2 separate regions of the Mus musculus genome follow, and region 1 is linked to region 2. Evidence: chromatin loops called from intact Hi-C (ENCODE). Cell type or tissue: heart. All regions are shown on one strand. Each heading gives the region's core, and the rest is flanking DNA. Links, peaks and the distances in the headings are about the cores only. Region 1 overlaps LOC108167736 (a long non-coding RNA gene). Region 2 has its middle 23 kb from the start of Glul.

Region 1 (5,378 bases), core at 268-5,267, 110 kb before region 2:
TTTCGTTTTTTTAAATATTGAAAGAAAGCACCAAGTTAAGGGAACCCCGGTTTGCTGGAGCTAGAGGAGGCTGAGACGTGCAAGGTCAGATATGTGCAGATGTTGGCCGCTGGAAGTCAGGGTAAAAGAGCCGAGATGTGAGTGGTAGGGGTGGAGAAACGGCTCACAGGTAAGGACACTCGCATCACAAGCATAAGGATCCATGTCATTCAAGTCGATGTGGTTGCTCAAGCACCTGCAACCCCAGTGCTGGGGCAGAGGCAGAAGGGTCCCAGGCTTGCTGGCTGCTGCCTAGCTCCAAGTTCAGTGAGAGACCCTGTCTCCAGGGAATAAAGGCCAAAAAGTGATATCTTCCTCTGGTTTTAGTCTCTGCACCTGGACACACCCCCTCAAACTTACACACACACACACACACACACACACACACACACACACACACACACACACACACCCCTCCTCTGGCCTTGCACATCTTAGTTGGAGTATAAACGATGACTTGCTTCTAGAACCTTGACTACAGAGCAGTCTGGGAAGAACTCTGCTCCCAACCTGTTCTCCCTCAGACTGAGGCTGGGTCCAGGAAGCCAACCTACACACTGAATAAAAGGTCGTAGTCTATGTACTTCGCTATGAACTCTATACCAGGTTTGCTGCCCAACACTAAGTAAGTCAGGAACAACTGAGGAAGCAGAGCCCAAAGATCCTGTGTATCCCAGTCACAGAGTAAGGAGTGAACCTGGATGGGTGTGAGTTCTAGCTTACCCTGAGCCAAGCTCTCAGCCTTCCCTCCTCCCCTAGGGTATGGCCACACCTCTTGATGGCTACTAGAGGAATTCACTTATGGGATTAAACTAAACCTTGAATGCTTTGGCCTAACGACTGTCTCATCTTCTGTGTAAGAGCCAGGTCAGGAGGCAGGAGGCTGACTGAGCCACACAGCGGGGCATGCTCACTGTGCAGGGTGAGGCAGAGCTGTGTACACAAGTCGGAACTGTGGCTAGAAACTAGGGGAAAGGCCACCTTGCTGATTTGGATCTGCGCCACCACTTCCTGCCCCGACAAAAAGGCTGACGTTGTTGATGTCGACTGGCCTAACAAGGAAAAAGGACCCATGGATCCACCCAAGAGACCTTTTGTCTTTAGGTGAGAATGAAAATGTATCTTAGAGGAGAAAGAAACACATAGCATGTGAAGTCAAGCGCTCTGTGGCCTGTGATAATGGCTCTTGAGGGTGCTGACTGCTGATAAGCACGGACGCTGGCCTCGGCAGAAGCTGCGGCATGTCACTGCCCCCAGCACACACAGTGACTGTGCAGGTTCTCAAACGTCTACCATGCAAAGTGCCTTGTCCAACTCTTAGATGCTAGCCAGTCTCAGATGCTGTGCCTGGGAAGTCTCACTTTCCAGAACAGTAACTAAGGTCTGAATTTGGACCTGAGATGCTAGAGTCAGCAAACATGAACATAGTACACACAGACACAGACACACACACACACAGACACAGACACACACACACACACACACATTTGTTCATACACAAATTCACACACATACTTGGACACACATACACAGACCATGTTAATACTTGTAGAAACAGAAATATATTCACCCCAAATAAACACACTACATATACACTCACTCCACACAGAAACAGATACACAAATATAGAGCATAGATACGACACACACAATCATATAAACATTCAAAAATATCAAACATAGATAGAAACATATAATGCATATATGTTGGATGCGTCATATACATATCCCACAGAGACACACAGATAAACACTGCACACAGGTCTTATACACTAGATCACCACAATGTACACATACAGAGACGAAATGTAACATACTACTTGACACAAAGCTTTGGTTATGTTAGCTATGTATATAGGAGATAAGTATTTAAAAAAAAAAGAGGAAAGAAAATCAAAATGCAGCAAAAAAGTTATAAACTTGAAGAATCCTTGTTTAAAATGAACATATAAGATTCACTGTAACAAGAGAGCAGTAACAGGAACATAAATAGTTGACTTGAAATGGGTTGTTCTGTTCTAACAGGTTTTTGCTGTTGTTTTGTTTTGTTTTTTTTCAAGACAGAGTTTCTCTGTGAACTTCCGGTTGTAGACCAGGGTGGCCTCGAACTCAGAGATTCTCCGGTCTCTGCCTCTCAAATGCTGGGTTTAAAGGTGAGTGCCACACTGGCCGGCTCTAACAGTGCTTTTTATTAAGTGATGGTTCTTCTGTCCCTGTGCACTCACCGCGGCTGCTGAATATTGCCTGCTGAATTGCATCTCCTGAGTCTCTGGTATATCTACCACTCCCGCCCCCACTCTAGCCCCACGTGTCTGTTGAAGGAGCAACCCCTGCATAGCCTTTTCGGTGCCTGCTTGGACAGTGTTTGCCACTTCCTTCTTCCCCGTCTCCTTCCCTGCACCCTCCCTGCCCAAGTCAGGAAAGTCCCAGGGTGCTTGCCTCACAATACAAACCGGGAAGTTCAAGGATCCGATGCTGACCCTGGACATCAACTTCCCAGAATCCTGAGTCAGATGAAGCGCGTCACAGTTTAGCTCGGTGTGCCTAGGGGGCGCTCCGGTCCAGGAATTAAACTTCTTAACCGTTCCCTTTAGTATTTCAAGTTCCAGTAGGGAAGGGCTAGAGACTAAAATTAAGGGAGCCAGCAGGTGAGATGACAGCTGGAGCCTAGTAAAGAAGGGGTGGGTTGCTTAGGAATATGCCTCCAAGGTCTACTGTCTCTCTGAACTTCAAAGCTATAGGTGGCCCCACAGGACAACTCTCCCAGATGCTAAATCTGAGGCCAGAAGATGGAAGTCACATACTTACAGTCAGACCTAATTTGAAGCAATGGGTAACAGCAAATGTCAGAGTCACCCTTTGACGGAGCCACGGGTACTATCTTCATCTCCCCATTGCACAGTATTTTTCCATTAGTTCGAAATATGGATATTACCCTGCAGATGACATTTTACTAGAGAATTAAATAACTGCACTTTGTGCTTGATTATAAGAATGTAGAAGGACATATTAAAAGGAGTAAGTAAACTGCTACATACAAGTGTGCACTCCCTTGAGAGCCCTCAAAATACAGAACTCCAAATTTAAAAACACATTAAAGTGTGATTGCTTCCTTAGAAAATGTGTCATTTAGAGAGTTTGTTTTATTGTGTTATAATAGAACATTCTCGCTACATATTTCTTTCTTTTTCCTTTCTCTTCTTTTTTCTTTCTTTATTTGTTTTTCAAAACAGAGTTTCTCTATGTAGCCCTGGCTGTTTTAGACCTAGCCCTGTAAACCAGGCTAGCCTAGATCTCAGAGGTCCACCTACCTCTGCCTCCCCAGTGCTAGGACTAAAGGCATGCGTGTATCACCATAGCCACCTTCTCACTGTCTATTTCACCTCTGAGTTTTTCATCTAAAAAGGAGTAGGGGGTGGAACTCAAGGAACATGAGGAATGTGGATGAACTCATGTAACCTTTGGGCACTCGCATAATTTACAAACTAAGTGGGTATTACTGGGTTTTATTTATTTATTTTTAAACAGCAACATGTAGAGGTATTCGTAGAATAGCAACGTTGAACCAGTCCTACCTTCCATGCGAGCTCCTCATTCATAAGAGGCCCTGAGCCCCTGTGAGCCACTGTCTTCTCTAGAAAGTAAGAGTCCGAATCTGATGAGCTGTGTATCCCGCCGACAAGGTAAACCACAGTGCTGAATCCCCCTGGTACAGAAGTCACCCTAGGCTTGTCTCCACCTTCCTTTGGGGGAGGGGGTGCAGATTACTCTCCTTCCCAGACGCTCAGTTCTCGAGAATATAATGCAATACAGGTGCACTGGAATATTAAATAAGATAGGAAAGATAACATGTCTTGACATTGCCTGTTCCATCACAAGTACTCAGCCATTCTGGTTTTATCTCTTCTTCCAGCATTGGTGCTCCCCCATTGGACAATTGCATTAATATTAGGAAGAACTCACTGACTGAACCTGGTGGAATACACCTGTACTCTCAGGACTTGGAAGGCTCAGATGGGAAGGCATGAGTTTAAGAACAGCCTCTGCTACGCAGGTCCTTGTTTCACGATAGATAGATAGATAGATAGATAGATAGATAGATAGATAGATAGACAGATAGACAGCATCCTTCTGCACCAGGCTATCAGCCTGTGGATGTGGGTAGAAGACTCTGGCTCCTGGCTTCCTTAAAAAGCCCATGACTTTCAGTGTGTCTGGAGCCAAAGCCATTATGGGAAGTAGAGAGCCCTGCATACTCTTGGCCTCAACGAGTAGCTTTCAGTAGCAGGATTTTTACCCTGTCATTGGTTTGATTTTGTTTTCTTTCCTCTGCATTTACCTTTGCTCACTCTTACGCGGAGCTTACTTCATTTCGTTGAGATTTCCTTGACTGTTCCTCCCTTCACTCATGCTGCTGCTTCCTGCTTGGGTGTCCCTAGGCTCCCACCCCTTGCATTTGGCTAATCCCTCAGGGGGTTCAGCTTTCCTTCATGGAAATTTTTCTAACCCCTGACCACTCTCGCTATTTGTTTTCATAGCACCTTGTGCTTCTCCTTCCTTGACCTTATAGTACCATTACATAAGCATCCGTGTCCTGCTGGTCTGCCTCCTCCGCCAGGCTGAAAGTTCACAGAAGCAGCGAGCTTCTTTATTTGATTCCTTGGCATATCACAGGGCTCCATAATGTGAGTGGACTGAATGGATGGGTAAATGAACGGACTCCCAGAGGTCACTGCCATCCACATGAGGTGAACCACTCAAGAGTAGCAGGTCTATTTTCCCATATGCACTTCTATCTTTGCACTTGTTTCCAGGATTCCTCCAAATGGTCTTTCCCCTACATACTTAAAGGAATGAATTGATTTATTAGCCACATGAAAAATCCAACCACAGAATCCTGATTCAAACTTTCGCTCCAACAGTCATATTAACCTCCGTGGCTTCTACTGATGCATCTGATCTACTTTAGAGCATTCAAAAGGAGCAGGAGTTACTGATAACCAACTCTTAGCCTTCATGTTTAATCACATTTAATAAAGATCCTAGATTCACCCTCTTGAGAATTCCAACATTGATTGAGCCTCCAGTTAATCAAGTAAGCAGTTAGTCAGGCAGGCAGGAATTCTTTAATAGCAACCCATGTGCTTACCTAGAATCAGTCTTTCACTTTAACGGCATCTGCAACTAGAGAAAGAAAAGAAAAAGCAGAACTACAGGTTCCTCTGAATCATGGCCCAGCCCACTACCCTTACTCCTCTGTTTGCCCTTGCCCCTTGTCTTCTCAATGGAACAAACCACAAAACAATATGAAGGCCCCTCGCCTGAGTGATCCGTAGTTTT
Region 2 (5,378 bases), core at 86-5,085:
CTCTGCAGACCAGGCCTCGAACTCACAGAGATCTGCCTGCCTCTGCCTCAAGGCATGTGTGACCACCTCCCAGCCCACAGAATAGAATTTTTAAGTGTGAATACTTGGTGTATTCTTCAGGTCTCAGGAAATAGAATCTGTAGGATATAATATAGGCATATACATTTATATCAAGAGGAGAGAGAGATTTGTGTTAAGAAAACGACAAGGGCTGACTCTGTGATTCATTGTACAGTACTTGTGTGAGGTTCTTGGCTTGAGCCCCAGTGCCACTAAAGAAAGCAGGGGTGAGACGGAAAAGAAGGAAGTTCATGTAAGTGTGGGGGCTTTGGGAGTCCAGACTCTGGTGACTAAGCCTGGCTGCAGACCTGGGGAAGAAAGGCAATCCGAGTCCAAAGGTGGTCAGGTTAACAGCATCTCTTCTTGTTGGGGGAGGTCAGGGTTTGGTTTGAGTTTTGGTGTTTTGCTCTTTGAGGGACAAGTTCTCTTGAGGATAGCCCAGAACTCGAGAGCCTCTGCCCTCAGTCTACAGGTGTGTGCCAACTCCCGCAGCTTAGTTTTATCTAAGACTTTAAACTGGTTGGGTAAGGCCCACACACAATATGGGGAGGGAAGTCTTTCATTCAATGTCTACCTATACAAATGCCAGTCTCATTTTAAAAAAATAAATAAATAACTACCTTTACTGGCAAAATCCAAAACTGTTGGCCAAACATCTAGGCATTTGCCAGGCTGATACTTAAAAGTTTGCCCAACACACTTTCTTTCCTAAAAGCTTTGTATAAATAAAGACTATGAAGATAAAAGGGAGCTTTGTATTGTTGCTTCTCATGCCTTATCAGTGTTTGCATAAAGCTTTATAGAAACCATTTAAGGTGTTCAAGTTCTAGCAGGCTGAAGGAGTTTTCAGGCAGTTGTAATTGTATACCTGAGGTGGGTTTATTGTCTAGGGCAGTGGTATTCAACCTGTGGGTTTCCGCCCTTTGGGGGTGGAGCAAGGGGTAGGGAAGGATATCAGATATCCTTCCTATCAGATATTTACATTATGATTCATAACAGTAGCAAAATAACAGTTATGAAGTAGCAACAAAAAAAAAACTTTATGGTTGGGAGTCACCACAACATGAGGAACTGTATTTAAAGTTCGCAGCATTAGGAAGGTTGAGAATCACTGCAGAGAGAGGGAGAGGGAGAGGGAGAGGGAGAGGGAGAGGGAGAGGGAGAGGGAGAGGGAGAGGGAGAGGGAGAGGGGAAAGGGAGAGGGAGAGGGGAGAGGGAGAGGGAGAGGGAGAGGGAGAGGGGAGAGGGAGAGAGGGAGAGGGAGAGGGAGAGGGAGAGGGAGAGGGGGAGAGGGAGAGGGAGAGAGGGGGAGAGGGGGAGAGGGAGAGGGAGAGAGGGGGAGAGGGGGAGAGGGGGAGAGGGAGAGAGAGAGGGAGAGGGAGAGAATATTGTGGAGTTTTTTTGTGTTGTTTTCTGCTTTGCAGTAGAACCTTGCACAGAGCTACAGATTTTCTTTGCCATGAAACTGGGGGTTTGAACCTAAGGCCCTGTGCATGTATATGAAAATGAATTCTCCCACTGAATTATATGCCTAGTCACACACCTTCTCCTTGATTTTTTGTTTTGTTTTGTTTTTGTTACTGTTTGGGGGTTGTTGGTTTTTTGGAGACAAGATCTTGTACAGCCGAGGTCAGTTTAGAACTGTCCATGTAGCCAAAGCAGACTTTGAACTTCCTTTTTCTCCTGCCTCCTCCTTATAGGTGTGTACCACCTTATCTGATTTTATGTAATGCTAGATAAATAAACAACATTCCCAGCACTAACCATTAGCTCTTTTCTAAATTTTGTTTTGATACAGTCCTGCTAAATTGCACAGACTAGTCTCTAACGCTCTTAACTCTTCCCAGGTAGCTGGGATTACAGACATGCACTGCTGTACTTAGCTAAACACTACATTTGTATATGTTTTTGTTTGTTTGTTTAGTTGGTTGTGTTTTTGAGATAGGGTTTCTCTGTGTAACTGTCCTGGAGCTCACTCTGTAGACCAAGCTGGCCTCAAACTCACAAAGATCCGCCTGCCTCTGCCTCTCGAGTGCTGGGATCAAAGGTGTGCACCACAGCCCCTGGCTCGTTTAGATTATTCGGTGTGGTGCAGTGACTCAAGGTGAGAGTATGGTGAAGGTTACAGAACCCTGGATTTCCGAGGGATGCTAGCATTTGGGCAGGAAAGTCTGGAGACCAAAGTCATTTTCAACTATGCAGAGTTTACAGACAGCTTGCACTACATAAAAACATACCCAAAGCAAAGAGCACTTCTTCAGTTAGTATCTCTAAATTTGCAAGACTAGACAGAAAATGGGTTCCCAACAGTGCCTCTTGAAGGGAAAGAATGAGGCAGTTTTTCCAGATCATGTCTTCTGGAACGCTTGTCTGCCTGCCTTCCCTGACAAGGCTGCATGACCCTCAGGAGAAGGCGCTAGGCAACAAGAAGCTCTGGGCCAAAGGGAGGAGGGGACCTGGAACCCGAAGCTGCTATTTTTGTCTTCTCCAAGCTTGGTGGCAGGCAGGAATCTCCAGCAGGACCAATCTGCAGAGCCTAGGAGCCAGGAGGTCATATGGCTCTGACAAATGCAGGGCCCCACCCCTGCCCCACCTCCCAACACACCCCCAGGAACCTCCTGTCATCAGCCATCTTCGTCATCACCAGCCTAAGATAGAGGCATCCTGCAGCCTTTGCAGGAAAGGTCAGTTGACTTAAATAGCTGTCACCAAAGCTACAACTTTCCTGGCTGGGGAAAGGAAACCGGAGCCCTGAAAGCTGAGGTGCCATGGGGGCTCGACCCACCTCTAGGGTAGGGGAGGGACTGACAGGAAAAGGAGCCTAACAAGATTTGTCAGACATCTGCTATGTCCCTGACACAGGGCTTTGGCACAACTGCAGAGTGGCCTTACTTAGTCCAAGGGCTGTAAATCGACAGAAGCATTTTAGAGGTGATGAAACTGAATCTCAGGGAGATTAATAAAGTGACGTCCCCTTCTCTACCACCTGAGCACCCCAGAATCTCAAAAGTCCAAACTGCAGAGAAAGATAGCAACAAACACTTCTTCTTGCTGCTTCTCCGGCATTAAGATTATAAGCTAGTAGCCGGGCATGGTGGCACATGCCTTTAATCACAGCACTTGGGAGGCAGAGGCAGGCAAATTTCTGAGTTTGAGGCCAGCCTGGTCTACAAAGTGAGTTCCAGGACAGCCAGGGCTACACAGAGAAACCCTGTCTCCAAAAAAAAAAAAAAAAAAAAATACACACACACACATACATACATATATATATATATATATATATATATATATACATATATATATATATATATAAGCTTGTGTCTTGATTTTTGTTGTTGTTGTTTGTTGTTTCTGTTTTTGTTGTTTGTTTGTTTGTTTGGCTACTTAACGCAACCCTAGAGTTATCTTGAAGAGGAATGTCAATTGAGAAATACCTCCATCAGATCAACTTGAAGGCAGCTTTGTAGGGCATTCGTGACCAATGATTGATGTGGGAGGAGAGGGCCCGGCCCACCTTGGGTGGTGCTATCCCTAGGCATGTGATCTTGATAGTATAGGAAAGCAGGTTGAGCCTTGGTGGACAGTAAGAAGCTACTCCAGGCACTTCCTGTTTCAGTTCTTGCCTCCAGGTTCCAGCCCTGACTTCCCTCCTCTTCAGAATGGGAACAACCTTAAGCTGAAACAAATCCTTTCCTCCAGCAGTTGCTCTAGGCTGTGGTGTTTCTCACAGCAATAGAAACCTCACTAGGAGAGCATGCACCACCAAGTGTAGGTGTTGTCAGTAATTGTATAAATTCCAGGGATAATTCTATGAGTAAAAGCAGATATTATGCATATGATGTCTGTACATTAGCATGTATATACATGTATTTATGTACAATAGAATATATTTCTTTAAAAATAATATTTTCTTATACATTCCTTATATATTTATAAATTTATGTATAAATATGTTATACATAAATAAATTCTACTGTATATAAATATATGCACCCTCCCCATCACCACAGTTACGCTCTCATCCAAAGTTTCAGTCAGCTGAGGTTAACCTACATCTGAAAACACTCAGTGAAAAATCCCTGACTGCAAAAGTTAGATCGTGGTAGGCTGCTTGTCTAGCATGTGTGCGAGCCTGGGTTTGACCCTCTTCATCCCCCAAAGTCAAGAGTAGCAGGGATAGCCTTGCTACTCTGCCTGCCTGGGTCATGAACCATCCTTTCTTCAGAATTTATCCCAGCACTTGAGAGGCAGAGGCAGGTGGATTTCTGAGTCCGAGGCCAGCCTGGTCTATACAGAGAAACTCTGTCTCGAAAAAAACAAACAAACAAAAAAAGAGCAGTCTAGCCTGGGGCTCACACTGAGCCAGCCCCACCCCCACCCCCACTTTTGAGAACCTGCCACAGGGAGATTGCCTCTGGTTTGAGTTCCAAGGGCCTGGGTTTATTTTTCAAAAATTTATTTTTAGTTATGGAGATCAGGGGTACCTGTAGGTCCCTGCAGAGGCCAGAAGATTCGGGTTCCCTGGAGCGAGAGTCATGTGAGTGGTGTGAGCTGCCCTGGTGGATGCTAGGAACTGAATTCAGCTCTTCTGTGAGAATGGAGTATGCTTTTAACTACAGAAACATTCTCTTGGCCCCTCAGTGGTGAGTTTTATGAGACCCTATCAAAAGAGAGAAAGAGACAAAGAGAGACAGAGACACACAGAGAGTAAATTAGCCTGTGTACATTTAAGAAAAATATGGGCCGGGCATGGTGGCTCATGCCTTTAATCCCAGCACTTGGGAGGCAGAAGCAGGCGAATTTCTGAGTTCGAGGCCAGCCTGGTCTACAGAGTGAGTTCCAGGACAGCTACGGCTACACAGAGAAACCCTGTCTCGAAAAAAAAAAGAAAAAGAAAAATATGGTATATATGGGACTTGTTGTTATCTGAATTTTCAAGAATCTGTCAATCTGCGCTGACAATCAAAACAGCCCTGACATTAACCTGGAGTGTCCCCTGACTCTTAGCCCCAGTCCTGCCTGCTTAGAAACAGTTCTTTCTGGGAGTTCCTAGGGTCTCAGGTTTTGTCAGAACAGGAAGTAAAGAACTACCTGGAAATGTGTCCAGGGGCTGTTGCCACAGGGTTCCCACCTCTCAAAAGCGGCAGGCTTGTCTGGCTTTCTCAATGCTCTGCTCCCGCCCTTTCAGGTAAATCCTACAATCCTCCCCTTAGGAGGGTCCATTGTCTACCATCCCACCCCCCCCCCCAAAACATGTCCATGTCCTTTCTGACCAAAGCTCCTTAGACACTCCACTTCCTGCTTCCTTAGACACTCCA

What was found. Peaks named below come from ENCODE experiments on the same cell type or tissue, not always from the same donor. Only the 100,000 strongest peaks of a DNase experiment are listed, where the experiment ranks them.
Region 1: a loop joins it to region 2, with 2.7 times the contacts of the local background. A loop is called at or near these places in 5 of 42 quality-filtered maps.

The regions. Positions count from the first base shown.
Region 1 is chr1:154,029,933-154,035,310 of GRCm38, reverse strand. All of the region lies in intron 3 of LOC108167736 (a long non-coding RNA gene), which reads left to right. Among named protein-coding and RNA genes, the nearest start is that of Gm46165, 31 kb to the left of the region's middle. In heart, for the core only: a CTCF peak has its summit at 2,584; DNase peaks (open chromatin) are centred at 980 and 2,500; H3K4me3 peaks cover 835 bases; H3K27ac peaks cover 2,138 bases.
Region 2 is chr1:153,920,109-153,925,486 of GRCm38, reverse strand. No RefSeq gene overlaps it. Among named protein-coding and RNA genes, the nearest start is that of Glul, 23 kb to the right of the region's middle. In heart, for the core only: no CTCF peak of the experiment used is centred there; a DNase peak (open chromatin) is centred at 2,646; H3K27ac peaks cover 1,111 bases.